2 separate regions of the Homo sapiens genome follow, and region 2 is linked to region 1. The links are chromatin contacts, found by POLR2A ChIA-PET in ENCODE. All regions are on one chromosome and are shown on one strand. The core of a region is the stretch at or near the end of the contact, and the rest is flanking DNA. Distances in the headings are between cores, read along the strand shown. Region 1 holds the start of DAGLB (diacylglycerol lipase beta). Region 2 holds the start of ZNF655 (zinc finger protein 655).

Region 1 (4,453 bases), core at 662-3,161:
CTCCACCAGCACAGTCCAGCTTTCCTCTGTGCATGAGATACAACGTCAGAATGCCAATCCACCTGGCAAAAAAAAAAAAGGGAAGGGTCAGAAATGAAATCCAAGGAGCTGCTGTGTAGAACATGATACAAAGAAATAAAAGGGGACAGGGCGCGGTGGCTCACACCTGTAATCACAGCACTTTGGGAGGGTGAGGTGGGCGGATCACAAGGTCAGGAGATCGAGACCATCCTGATCAACATGGTGAAACCCTGTCTCTACGAAAAATACAAAAAAAAAAAAAAAAATAGCTGGGCGTAGTGGTGCGCACCTGTAGTCCCAGCTACTCGAGAGGCTGAGACAGGAGAATTGCTTGAACCTGGGACGTGGAGGTGGCAGTGAGCCGAGATCGTGTCACTGCACTCCAGCCTGGGCAACGATATGAGACTCCGTCTCAAAAAAAAAAAAAAAAAAAAAAAAAAAAAAAAAGAAATAAAAGGAGTTAATATTTTCCAAAACAAGGCAAGGTTCACTTTGGAATATAATTTTCTTTTTGTAGAGACAGGGTCTTGCTATGTTGCCCAGACTGGTCTTGAACTCCTGGCTTCAAGTGATCTTCCTGCCTTGGCCTCCCAAAGTGCTGGGATTACAGGCATGAATCACTGCACCTGGCCTGGAATATAATTGCCAACAATAAAAGATCTAGGCCCGGCACGGCGGCTCACGTCTGTAATCCTAGCACTTTGGGAGGCCAAGGCAGGAGGATCACTTGAGCACAAGAGTTGGACACTAGCCTGGGCAACACGGTGAGACTCCATCTCTACAAAAAATAGAAAAAGTTAGCTGGGCGTGGTGGCACGAGTCTGTGGTCCCAGCTACTTGGAAGAGTGAAGTGGGAAGATCGCTTGAGCCCAGGAGGTTGAGGCTGCAGTGAGTGGTGATCGCACCACTGCACTCCCGCCTGGGTAGCAGAGTGAGACCCTGTCTCAAAAAAATAAAAAGAAAAGGGGTCTCACTATGTTGCCCAGGTTGGTCTCAAACTCCTGCCCTCAAGCAATCCTCCCGTCTCAGCCTCTCAATGTGCTGAGATAACAGGCGTGAGCCATGGCGCCCAGCCAAGAATCTACTTTTGCATAACAATGATTCATTCCCTGCACAGATCCTCTGGGAACAGACTTCAGGTACCAATGCCACTTCCCACTGATTCCACACTTTGAAAGACAACAGCGTTGTATGTTGAGCCTGTCTGCTTCTCACGAAATGCAGCCACAACCGGCTCGGTATTTTTTCCTATCCTTCGTGTTGCAGATTCAAGTGCCCCGTACAAAGGGAAGGAAGGGCACAAGTGGCTGCTCCCGCCTCAAGAAAGGAGAACTCGAGGCCAAGGCTTTTGCCGGCGGTAACACCCTCGTGGCACCCCAGGGCCAGGTCTCGGCGCTGCACACAAAGGGGTGCTCGCGTCCTGCTGCGCGGACTTCGAAACCCCCTGTTTGTCCCCCGGGGTCAGCCCACACACTCTGGGGGCTTCGGTTTGTCATCCGTCAAATGGACACAGCACCACTGCCCACCTCTTCGGGCAGTGGTGAGAACTCGATAAGAGGATGCGTGGCCAGCGCTGGGACCGCGACAGTGCTTGGGAAGCCACTTCTGTCACCGTCTCAAGGGACAGCTCGCCCCCCGCTCCCTCTCCGGTGGGCTCCACCGCCCCCGTAGCCGCCGTCCTTACCACAGCACTCGCACGACCAGCTCGAAGAACCCTGGGAAGACCAAGTCGTCGCTGGCGATGGCCCAGCGCCGGCCGAAGAGTACCATCCCCGGCATGGCGAAGGTCCCGTAGCTCGCACTCAGGAGAGACCCCGCGCGCCGTTCACCGAGAACAAACCAGCACCCTCCGGACGCCGCCACCAAATTATCGGCGCTCAAGCGCAAACGCAGCGAGGGCGGGGACCTGCGCATGCTCACGCTGAGGCCGAGATCGGCGCAAGCGCACTGAGCCCTACACCGCCTCTTCCGCCGGAGCTGTCTGCGCCTGCGCAGAAACGCTGATCCGGAAGGCGCTGGCTGAGTCGATTGCAGGTCTGCCGGTCGGTGAAATCCGTTCTGGTATTTTCTTTTTCTTTTTCGTGAAGAGTGCAGTGATATCCGTTCTGGTGATATTTCCTTTTCCTTTTTTTTTTTTTTTTTTTTTTTTTTTTTTTTTTTTTTTTGGTGACGGAGTCTCGCTCTGTTCCCAGGCTGGAGTGCAGTGGGTGTGATCTCGGCTCACTGCATCCTCCGCCTCCCGGGCTCAAGCGATTCACCTGTCTCAGGCTCCGGTGTAGCTGTGATTACAGGAGCGCGCCACCACGGCTAATTTTTGTATTTTTAGTAGAGACGAAGTTTCACCATGTTGGCCAGGCTGGTCTCGAACCCCTGACCTCAAGTGATCCGCCCGCCTGGGCCTCTCAAAGTGCTAGGATTACAGGCGTGAACCACTGCGCCCGGCCCTGTTTGTCTGTTTGTTTAAGGCAGCGTATGGCTCTGTCGTTCAGGGTGGAGTGCAGTGGCGCAATCATGACTCACTGCAGCCTTGAACTCCTGAATGCCGCCTTGAATTCCTGGATTCCAGCGACTCTCCCACCTCAACCTCCTGAGTAGCTGAGACCAAAGGCACGTGCCACACTCCCGGCTAATTTATTTTTATTTATTTATTTATTTATTTATTTATTTATTTAGAGACATAGTTTTGCTCTTGTTGCCCCAGGCTGGAGTGCAATGGCGCGATCTTGGTTCACCACAACCTCCATCTCCTGGGTTCAAGCGATTCTCCTGCCTCAGCCTCCTGAGTAGCTGGGATTACAGGCATGTGTCACCATGCCCAGCTAATTTTGTATTTTTAGTAGAGATGGGGTTTCTCCATAAATTTTCCTATTTTTTGTAGAGACCGGAGTCTCACTCTGTTGCCCAGGCCGGTCTTGAACTCCTGGCCTCAAACCATCCTCCCGCCGCAGCCTCCCAAAGTGCTGGTATTACAGGCGTGAGCCACTACACCTGACCGAAATTTTCATTTTATAAGGAGGGACGCTTCAGGCCTGGAGGAATTAGCTAGCCTAGAGACCCAGGCTGTCAATGGCAGGTGTGGGACTCATATCCCGTTCTGTGAGACTTGCAAGCATGGGACAACATTGCTTCCATCTGTGCCCCTTGCTGTAAGGAGCCCGTGTTAGGAACCCCTCGAGTTCAGGGTCTGAAACCACCCTGCAGCTGGCGGGGTGGAGTCTGAGCGCTTTTCAGTACCCCCACTGCCCCACCCTGGTCTGAGCCACCTTCATCTCCTGCCTGGGCTCATCACCCCACTGTGCTTTCTCATTCTGCTGTGCCCTCTTCAGCAGCCAGGGTGACTTTGTGAACCTTCAGATAAAGCCTGCACCCTGCCTGGGACTTTGCAAGGCTGCACTTTGTGCATAAAATTACATTGCAGGCCAGGCGCGGTGCCTCACGCCTGTAATCCCAACACTTTGGGAGGCTAAGGTGGGCGAATCACGAGGTCAGGAGGAGATCGAGACCATCTTAGCCAACATGGTGAAACCTCGTCTCTACTAAAATTTAAAAAAAAAGTTAGCCAAGTGTGGTGGCACGCACCTGTAGTCCTGGCTACTTGGGAGGCTGAGGCAGGGGAATCGCTTGAACCTGGGAGGCAGAGGTTGCAGTGAGCCAAGATCGCGCCCTGCACTCTAGCCTGGCAACAGAGCAAGACTCCGTCTCAAAAAAAAAAAAAAAATTACACTCCAGCCCCTGGCAAAGGCCTTTCCCTGGTAGTCACACATCAAAAGTTTGTAAGGGCTCATTTATCTGTCTCCCTGGTTACTATTTGCCTCTATCACCCACCCCACTGCCTGCCGCCTTTTCCCCCTCTGAAAAGACATCAGGGTCATTTTTGCTCCAGGGGTTCTACATTCTGTGTTTCCTCTGCCAGGAATAGCCCCCCTGCAGGTTTTCTGTTACTGGATGGAAAGTCTTGGCTGTGAGTTGGTCAGGGGCTTGCGTGTTGAACCGAGAATTGCAACACAAGGCCGGGCACGGTGACTCACGCCTGTAATCTCAGCACTTTGGGGAGGCCGAGGCGGGTGGATCACCTGAGGTCAGGGGTTCAAGACCAGCCTGGCCAACACGGCGAAACCCTGTCTCTACTGAAAATACAAAAACTAGGCCAGGCACGGTGGCTCATGCCTGTAATCCCAACACTTTGGGAGGCTGAGGCAGGAGGATCACCTGAAGTCAGGAGTTCAAGACCAGCCTGGCCAACATGGCGAAACCCCGTCTCTCCTAAAAATTAGCTGGATGTGGTGGCACATGCCTGTAATTCCAGCTACTCCGGAGGCTGAGGCAGGGGAATCGCTTGAACCTGGGAGGCGGAGGTTGCAGTGAGCCAAGATCGCGCCCTGCACTCTAGCCTGGCAACAGAGCAAGACTCCGTCTCAAAAAAAAAAAAAAA
Region 2 (4,453 bases), core at 529-3,028, about 93 Mb after region 1:
CATCTCTACTAAAAATACAAAAATTAGCTAGGTGTGGTGGTGCCCACCTGTAATCCCATCTACTCTGGAGGCTGAGGCAGGGAAAATGCTTGAACCTGGGAGCTGGAGGTTGCAGTGAGCTGAGATCGCGCCACTGCACTCCAGCCTGGGCGACAGAGCAAGACTCTGTCTCAACAACAACAAAAAGACAAAAACGAAAAAAGGTAACAATTTTTTGAGTTGTTTCCACCTCTGTCATCTGGCAAACTGTTAAAAGAAAATTTTGCTCAAAAGCAAAATAGCAGCTGCTGTTTCTTAACACTTTGTTATGTTTTGATGAGTACTGGTGGGAAGTGGCCTCTTTAAGTGGGTACCTTTTGTGGTCCTCTCACTGGAGCCAATTGCCTGAGTCAGCTAAAACTTGGACGCGATGTGCCTCACTGCCATAGCTCACTCACCTTTGCTGCTGAAATGGTTTCCCATCACATTGCTAATAGGTACAACCTGTGAAGGGTTCTAGGTGGGGAAATGGCAACTCAGGAAGAACTCCAAACCTTTAGCTCTCCTAGGATATTAAAATGGCCGTTATGAAGAGGAAGAAGTACTGTGTCATCTATTGTCCTGGGGACCTGTCAACAGGAACAATAGATAGACATCACCAGGGGTGTATTTCTGTTCAACACAAGGAAAAGTTTCTAATTGGAGCTGTCCAGCATGAAATGGACTAAGCAGTGCATTTTCTTTCTCCGATCCTGACTCCACTGTGACGGGCACTGCAGACTAGAGAGATTGTGTCCTAGTATGAATTTAGGTTGGATAAATGATACTTAGGGATAAAGAGAGGAAAGGAATATCAGAATCTCCAAGAAGCTGATACATTTTGAAAAAATATATAAAATGCCACACTTCAGGTTTTCTTGTGTTTAATTTGAAACGTCCAGTAACATTAAAGAACAGCATTTGATTTGCTTAAACAAAGTAGTAACAGCTGAAGTTCCTTCCAAATCACTTTTCTGATTCTCTAAGAGGCTTGCCTATGCCTTGCAGATCTAGCTTCACCTACAAGACATATTCTGTAAGGATCCAGGTTCAGCAAGGTGTCAGAATGTCCTAAGGGTTTCTGTCCCGGCGCTCTGCCTGTCCCGCTTGTGCACAATGCTTTTGCCTATCCCTGTTTCTGCATAGATTTTAGTCTTCCCACCAGGGACGCAACTGTCAGTTTCCTCCGTCTCTCTCGGTTCTATTCCAATCTGCTCATCTCCCCTCCCGTCCCCGCTTTCCCCAAGGACCTACTGAGATTTCGATCCCACAACTTAGTGGGTCCCATCTCACCCAGGCCCCGCAATCCTCGCCTTCTACTTGTCAGCGTTGTACTACACTCTGAGCAGGCACCCCTGTGCTACTCACGGAAGCGGGACCATTAGGTCGGCCATTCCTCCTCACCCCACGACACGCACCCACTGGGTCGGGCCGCCTCCTTGCAGGGAGTCTCAAGGATGGGCTGGCGTCAGGGAGGGGCCCAGGGGGCGCTTTCCCAACACTGGTCGCAGTCATTGTTGGTATAACGGCTAGAGACGCCCAGTGAGTTAGCATGGAGGGCAGTGGGACCGGAAAAAGACGTGGAAAAGCTGCGAAAACGAGCCTTCGAATCATGGACGCGCGGGCCCAGCTCCTCCTCCGAGTTCCTCATCCGGGGCCGTCACTCACATCCGGGGCCCTCACTCACATCCGGGACCCTCATCCGGGGCTCTCACCCACATCCGGGACCCTCATGCCTGGGCGGAGGAGGGGGGGCCCTCATTCGGGACCCTGCACTCCGTCGCCGGAAGTGCCACCGAGAAGCGCCGGCCTCGGGGCTGTCTACAGCGGCCCGGGAGAGGCTGTGGTGGCCCCGAGCGCGAGTGTGTAGGTGACAGGACAGCGGCCAGGCCCGCCCCTCCCCTCGGTGAGTACCCGGAAGCCGTTTTGGGGTCGCAGCGGGGTGGCAGCTTGTTTTGCCTTCACGGGAGTAGAAGGAGGCGGCGTCCGGCCGCGGCCGACGGTAGTTCGCTTCCCCGAGAGTGCGCGGAGGCCCGGGTGCGAGGAGGGCCTGTTTCTCTTCAGCCCTGGTTCATTCACCTCGCGGACCGAGGGCCCCGCCGTCAGGAGCCGGCGACCGTGCCCTGGTGCGAGCTGGTCTGTATGTCCTCACTGGTCCTTTTGGGACTTTGCCTTGGCCTAAAAGGGAAGTGGGAGGAGGGCAGCGCCGGGCAAGGCCTTCTGAGGACCGAGCTGGGAGCCGGGCAGGGGCCCAGGGCGAGGGTGGTGGGAGGGGGACGGCACCCTCATGCGTCCTTGGGCCTGAAGGACGCCGCTCAAACCTGTTCGAACCGCAGCTCTTACCTGCGTTGCTCTCAGGATTCCGGGAAAAGGCCGGTCTAGCTGGTCTGAGTTAGCGAAGGGCCTGACCCCAAAAGTGGAGTTTTATTCGCCAAGCCCGTGTAGTAAATCGGAGTGGGCTGACGGTGTTACCAAGACATTTCCTAGGGGGCCTGCTGTTTTATTTATTTAAATGAGTTTATTTACGTAAACGCGGGCCTGTCACGGTGGTTCACGCCGTAATCCCCGCACTTTGGGAGGCCGAAGTGGGAGGATCGCTTGAGGCCAGGCGTTCGAGTCCAGCCTGGGCAACATAGCGAGACTCCCATCTCTGCTAAAACAAAATTAAAATAAAATGAGCAATCATAACTAGCATTTTTCTCTGGGCACCAACTTGAGCCTCCAAAGACGATTGTAAATTTTAAATATTTTGTTTTGTTTATTTGAGGTGGGCTGTCACGCTGTCATACAGGCTGGAATGCAGTGGCGCAGTCATAGCTCACTGCAGCCTCTACCTCCCAAGCTCAAGCGATTCTCCTGCCTTGGCCTTTGGAGTAGCTGGAACTACAGGCCTGGGCCACCTAATTTTTTTTTTTTTTTTTTTTTTTGTAGGGACGGGGTTTCACCATGTTGTCCAGGACGGTCTGGAACTCCTGAGCTTAAGGGATCCACCCGTCTGTGCCTCCCAAACTGTTGGGATTACAGGCTTGAGCCACCGCACGTGGCCAATTTTAAATATTTTAAAGTTTCCACAGAAAGCTTTACACTATTAAATTGTACCGTGTTAATTTTTTTAATGCCACAAATTCCAAATTAGAGACTCTTCTATGATTTGGTTCTTAAGTATTTAAAGCTGAAGCATATCCATATTTCTTTTTCTTTTTTTTCTTTTTTTTTTTTTTGGGACGGAGTCTCACTGTGTTGCCCAGGTTGGAGTGCAGTGGTGCAATCTTGGCTCACTGCCACGTATGCCTTCTGTATTCAAGCAATTCTCCTGCCTCAGCCTCCCGAATAGCTGGGATTACAGACCCGCACCACCACGCTGGCTAATTTTTGTATTTTTAGTAGAGAAGAAGTTGCACCATGTTGATCAGGCTGGTCTTGAACTCCTGACCTCAAGTGATCTTCCCGCCTCAGCCTCCCAAAGTGCTGGGATTACAGGCCACTGCGCCTGGCCCCATTTTTCTGTTACTTATTTAGGGTGGTTAATCATTATCAACTAATTTTTATTGAATATCCATAGTGTGTAAGATCCTTTGCAAAGTCCTGACGATATAAAATGATGAAATGCTTTAACTTATTACAGTAATTTCTCTTAATCTTACCTTGCAGTGATGGTCATTGTCCTCCAGAGCAGTGATGGAGGAAATACCAGCCCAGGAAGCAGCAGGGTCACCAAGGGTCCAGTTTCAGTCTTTGGAGACCCAGTCTGAGTGTCTGTCCCCAGAGCCTCAGTTTGTGCAGGACACCGACATGGAACAGGGACTCACTGGGGGTAAGGCAGAGAAAGCACTTCCGTCTGGGAGAGTGGGAGTGCGGAGGGGCTCCCGAGGGGGCTCCTGGGCCTGGTTTGAGAGAGGCCAAGAACTGGAATAAGAACATGGTCCCTAGAGGGAGGAATGAAAGAGGGGGCAGATGTGACTCAGTTCAGTCCTAGTCTGAGCCCCTTTATTAAGGATAGCTCATCTTTCTCAAATAAGCAGAGTGATGGCTGCTTACTCGCTGTGGTGGTTTTTCCTTCAGGCAACCTTCACTTCATCCCAGTTCTCACATCCAGAATAATTTCTAAGATATGCTGCTTTTGCCACATCTCACAGTCCTTTCCTGGCTCTCACTTCCTCTTAGGTTCAGGACCTTTCTTTCCCCTGTTCCCTTCACTTAGTTTTTCTTTGCTTTGTCACCTGCCATCCATTCTGTTGTAACTGCAGTGTTTTGTGACTAGACTAAATTTGGTCAAGGAAGCAACCATTTAATTCCTTGGTTGAACACAATGCCTGTATGAATGTATATATACTGTATTTTGACTACGCAGTCACACTTTGCTGTATCGTATAGGTAGGTTGGTCTTTTTCTTCCTTTGTTTTATAAGAGCTGTGTCTTAGATTGCCTGTGGTTA

Evidence for each region. ChIA-PET counts read pairs that join two places held with the same protein, here RNA polymerase II (POLR2A).
Region 2: POLR2A ChIA-PET joins it to region 1 with 13 read pairs in naive thymus-derived CD4-positive, alpha-beta T cell. The contact joins the promoter of ZNF655 here to the promoter of DAGLB in region 1. POLR2A ChIA-PET finds 5 or more read pairs at or near these places in 2 of 52 experiments (activated B cell and naive thymus-derived CD4-positive, alpha-beta T cell).

What each region holds. Positions count from the first base shown.
Region 1 is chr7:6,446,043-6,450,495 of GRCh38, forward strand. DAGLB (diacylglycerol lipase beta) reads right to left here and starts at 1,912. Exons shown (of 15, transcript NM_139179.4): 1 at 1,706-1,912; 2 at 1-62. The coding sequence starts at 1,800. RefSeq lists an enhancer at 2,120-2,169.
Region 2 is chr7:99,556,864-99,561,316 of GRCh38, forward strand. It overlaps ZNF655 (zinc finger protein 655), which reads left to right and starts at 1,779. Exons shown (of 3, transcript NM_138494.3): 1 at 1,779-1,924; 2 at 3,670-3,832. The coding sequence starts at 3,697. It also overlaps a transcript of FAM200A not described here. RefSeq lists enhancers at 1,424-1,553, 1,584-1,853.